Linked DNA regions of Homo sapiens: region 2 is linked to region 1. Evidence: chromatin loops called from intact Hi-C (ENCODE). Cell type or tissue: HCT116. All regions are shown on one strand.

Region 1 (2,500 bases):
GGAACCTGGGAGGCGGAGGTTGCAGTGAGCTGAGATTGCGCCACTGCACTCCAGCCTGGGCGACAAGAGCAAAACTCCGTCTCAACAACAACAACAAAAAAAACAAAAAAACAAAGGGACAGGATTACACTATATTTGGCACTAGACAAAAAAGGGTTCAAATTCAAGTCTTACCATATTAAAGTATTTGCTTTAAAATACTCTGGGCCCAGGGGGTGGGGGAGTCGGGGGGTGAGGGCGGGCACTGTGGCTCACGCCTGTAATCCCAGCACTTTGGGAGGCCGGGGCGGGCGGATCACCTGAGGTCAGGAGTTTAGAACCAACCTGGCCAACATGGTGAAACCCCATCTCTCTACTAAAAATACAAAAACTAGCTGGGCGTGGTGGCGTGCGCCTGTAGTCCCAGCTACTCAGGAGGCTGAGGCAAGAGAACTGCTTCTAGAACCCAGGAAGTGGAGGTTGCAGTGAGCTGAGATAACACCACTGCACTCCAGCTGGGGAGACAGAGTGAGACTTCACTGCAAAAAAAAAAAAAAAAAAAGCTCCAGGAGAAGAAAAGAGATGAGACAAGACTGGCCAAATGTTGGTCATTGTTGTAGCTGGAGTGATGAGTATGGGATTCTCCTCTGTTCTCTTGATGTGTAGGGAAATTTGAAGAATGACTCTGATAAAAATCTAAAAGAGAAACATCGAATCCTAACTGGCTGTGTGACCCTAAAACCTTACTCCGTCTCTTTGAACCTCAGATTTCTCAGGGCTTGGCACATAGCAAGCATTTCATACTCAGAAGCTGGTACTATTACTGTTGTGTTTTGTGGGGGGAGGTTTGTTTGTTTTGTTTGGAGACAGGATCTGGCTTTGTTGCCCTGGCTGGAGTGAAGTGGCGCCATCATAGCTCACTGCAGCCTCGCCCTCCTGGGCTCCAGCGATCCTCCTGCCTCAGTCTCCCGAGTAGCTGGGACCACCTGCGCATGCCGCCCCACCTGGCTGTTGTTTGTATTGCAGCTGGTTTGCTCTGTGACTCAGCACAAGCTGATCGCTTTCTTCTTTGTCCTCCAGAGAAATCACAGTGTCCCAAGCCCAAGGCGGCACGGAGTGGCCCCTGGAAGGACAGCGCCTACAGGCAGTGTCTGTACCTTCAGCTGGAACACGTGGAGCAAGAGCTGCGGCTGGTGGGGCCCCGAGGCTTCTCCCAGCCCCACAGCCATGCCCAGGCCCTCAGGCAGCTGCAGACCCTGAAGGGCGGCCTGGGGGTACAGCCGGGCACCTGGGCCCCTGCACATGCCAGGTAATCCACTTCCCTGGGGGCTGAGTGGGTGCCTGCCTGCCCCAGCCTGGGGCCGTCTGGAAAGGGCATTCTGAACAATCTTGGAAGGATGTCCACCCAGACCTTGCCAGGCAGAAACAATGCAGGATTCCTGCACACATTCAGGGAGGCCGGGTTTGAACAGGTCTGTTTGCTGGAAGGCACTCAGGGCCCTTTGTACCGCATGCTACAGTCACAACGGTGTTCCTGTGGGCTGTTTCCCATCTGTGCACTTCACTCTTGGACCGGCTCCTCAACTTCTCAGGCTTAGTTTCCTGATCTTTAAAATGGGAATGATGACGCCTATCTCTTGATTCAAACTTAAAACAAAATGCATTTTTTAAGATAACCAGTGAACTTTGAATACAGACAGGTTACTAGGTGACATTTAAAAATTACTGTTAATTTAGCTGTGTGAAAACAGCATCGTAATTCAGTAAGAAAATTGCCTTTTTTTTTTTTTTTGAGACAGAGTCTTGCTCTGTCACCCAGGATGGAATGCAATGGCGTGATCTCGGCTCACTGCAACCTCTGCCTCCTGGGTTCAAGTGAGTCTCCTGCCTCAGCCTCCCCGAATAGCTGAGATTACAGGTGCCCACCACCACGCCCAGCTAAATTTTGTATTTGTGGTAGAGATGGGCTTTCACCACGTTGGCCAGGCTGGTCTCGAACTCCTGACCTCAAGTGATCCACCTGCCTCAGCCTCCCAAAGTGCTGGGATTACAGGCGTGAGCCACCACGCCTGGCAAAAATGGCCACTTTTGAGATGCATTCTGAAGTGACTAGGAATTATTTTGTATTATGTCTGGAATTTATGTTGAAATTTTCCAGCCAAAAACAAAAACAAAACAGGGCTGAGGGGCAGATGAAATAAGTGTGACAAGGGGTGATAGTGGTTGCCAGCTAATAAACACCTGGGTATTCACTGTGCTCACTAATTTTTGTATGATGAGAATTTTCTTTCTTTTTTTTGAGACAGAGTCTTGCTCTTGTTGCCCAGGCTGGAGCGCAATGGCACGATCTCGGCTCACTGCAACCTCCACCTCCCGGGTTCAACCAATTCTCCTGCCTCAGCCTCCCGAGTAGCTGGGATTACAGGTGCCCGCCACCACGCCCGGCTAATTTTTGTATTTTTAGTAAAGACGGGGTTTCGCCATGTTGGCCAGGCTGGTCTCGAAATCCTGACCTTGTGGT
Region 2 (2,500 bases), 100 kb after region 1:
AAACATGCAAACAGAGAAGGAGGAAACATACCTTTTGTTAAGCTCTAAGTACTAGAACTCAACTCAGATCTTTAAGCCAAAAGAAGCTAAAAGACTTACATAATGCAAGTTTTATCATTTCTAAGGCAGGAAGCTATCACACTAAATGAAAATTTGACCTTTAAATGAAGTACAGTTTCATGATAAAACTTATTTGTTGGCAGTTTGGTTCCCTCTGATAGAAAATTCTGGAAGCTGAGATTTTCAAATGGAAATAACAAGGGACTCTCAAAGAGGGCTGGCAGAAAAAAATAGGGGGAACAATTGGGTCAAGATTTCAGGCCCAGACATGTGTCATTTGCAAGACCTGCTTCCATTTTCAAAAGCTTCCTTCTTCCACGTCACACATTTTCTAAGATTCCTTTTTCCTCCCCACACCACTGGCTCTCCAGGATGTTTCATCTGAAATGCTTCCCATAGCTACTGACTTCTGTGCCATCATTTCTTTCCCTTCACCTGTGTTCTGCAGGTATCTCGTGCCCAGTTCGGTAGATGTGAGACTGCAGTGCTGTTCTACTGGCGTAGGGACAGCCGCATGTGCACCGGAAGGTCTTGCCACAGTCCTCTGCATGTCTTTTCAGGTCCCATTCTGTACCGTACGAATTGCTGCACTTACTACATTTGTGCTTCTTCTCAGCATGCATTTTCATAAAGTGCTAGGAGGAACGCAGAAGGGACTAAGGTGAAAAACAGCAACTGGTCAAAACATTTCAGAAACCATCATACACCCAAATTAATAATGATTTTACACTATTAATATAAATAACATAAAATACAGCAGTCCAAGTCAAAAGAATGTAAAAGCAGGAACATCGCAGTTAATTATATATATGCCTCTTCTTGTTGCTTTTGCTTTGTGAAAAGTGAGGAGATTGTTTTGGAAACATCTATGGTCTCCAGCATTTACACTCTGATCTGTAAGTGCTGCAGGCAGGAAAAAAATGTCTTTACAATGCTCTTCTCAGGACGCCCTCCAGCAGACCCTCAGGGGAACATTTCAGATGCCAATCTCTTCCAGTTCTGAATCACCTCTTGTCCCAGTCACTGGGGCCCTCCCTCCTCTTAAGATTGCGGCTTCCAAAACTCTTCTTTTCCTGGATTCTGCAGGTTCTTATTCCCCTGGGAGAACAGTTCCTTTGTGCCTTTGCGCTGGGCCCTTGGAGGTATGCAGACTCACACAGGAGATCTGCGAGCAAACATTTTCTCATTCTTTGCTGAACTGGTTTACTCTCTCTCTCTGTATTTTAACTCAGTTCTAGACATATTCCCTCCAGACCGTGCCGCTTTTCCCTCCACTTGTGTAACAGCATACTCAGGTTTATACCAACTGGGAGACACGCAGGCATCTCCCCTCACAAGCAGCTGTCTACTCAATTCTGTAGTTATGTCTGCTAAGTAATCAGAATGCACAATAGGTTTTTAGCATCTGTATCTCATCCTCAGAGTAGAGAGTACCTGTTTTACGAGAGAAAACTGAGAAAACGGTCTCTCAGGGCCTCTGGGGCAGCCTTCAATTGGACAGCAGTAGAATTTCGGTCCAGTTTTCAAATCTTTTCTTATTGTTGGATTGACTATGCCATCCTGCAAAAGGAAAATTACTTTAAATTATTATTTCAAAAAAACAACACAACAGGCTGGAGTGGAAACGGAATGACTGAAAACGAGCACATTTTGTGAAATACTTTTAATTAAGAGTTTTTCCATCTAGTGTCAGCAGTAAGAGAAAAAGAGTATGAGTAGATTAAACGAAATGTGGTGAGAATACTAAGCAAGACTCTAAAATTCTGCATTCATTTGACCATTACTGAATTCCTCTTAGTCAATTTACATTCCAGGGAGATGCCCCCCTTGTATGTTCCTAGGCTGTGAAATGCTCCAGAAAACCACGGATTAGGATCACTACAAGATTCCTGCTCATTTCAAACACATCGTCAGTGAAGCTCGGTAATCCTTTCATTATCTTTTCCAACCTCCCTCATGCTCCCCTGTAGTGTGTGCTCTCATCATTGAATGCCTTTTACTATCTCCTGTCCTCTTCTAAGTGCCCCTTCGTTCAAGTCCTCCTATTTATGTGGATTTTGTCATTAGCCTCAATCTAATTTCTAGACCTTCAGTCTCTTTTTCACTCATACTTTATCAGATTCACCTTTCTCAAGTATAGCTTCGATCATGTCATTACCTCCCTCAAACGTTTTCAGCAGCACCCCCGTACTGTTCAAGTCCCAACTTTTTGAGCCTGGGATACTCAAAGTCCCTTACTCCATAGCTTCAAACTACTTTTTCTTCTCTCATTACTTCATTACACCGAAGAGAACGCCTTCTAATGCCCCCCACACCTTTACATGGGCAGAGATTTATTTGTATCTTCTGTTGCCTTTGGGAATGTTTTGAACAGAATAAATGTTCAATAAAAACTGGTAGCATTATACTGAATCTCTTCAGGTAGCCATCTAAGCCAAAA

The links. Peaks named below come from ENCODE experiments on the same cell type or tissue, not always from the same donor. Only the 100,000 strongest peaks of a DNase experiment are listed, where the experiment ranks them.
Region 2: it touches region 1 in a loop (12-fold over the local background); 5 of 110 quality-filtered maps call a loop at or near these places.

Annotation. Positions count from the first base shown.
Region 1 is chr16:81,140,085-81,142,584 of GRCh38, reverse strand. It overlaps the pseudogene PKD1L2. Among named protein-coding and RNA genes, the nearest start is that of GCSH, 45 kb to the right of the region's middle. In HCT116, CTCF peaks have their summits at 782 and 985; a DNase peak (open chromatin) is centred at 1,014; H3K4me3 peaks cover 531 bases; H3K27ac peaks cover 666 bases.
Region 2 is chr16:81,040,476-81,042,975 of GRCh38, reverse strand. ATMIN (ATM interactor) reads right to left here. Exons shown (of 4, transcript NM_015251.3): 2 at 1,495-1,620; 3 at 496-695. Among named protein-coding and RNA genes, the nearest start is that of CENPN-AS1, 1.4 kb to the right of the region's middle. In HCT116, no CTCF peak of the experiment used is centred here; no DNase peak of the experiment used is centred here.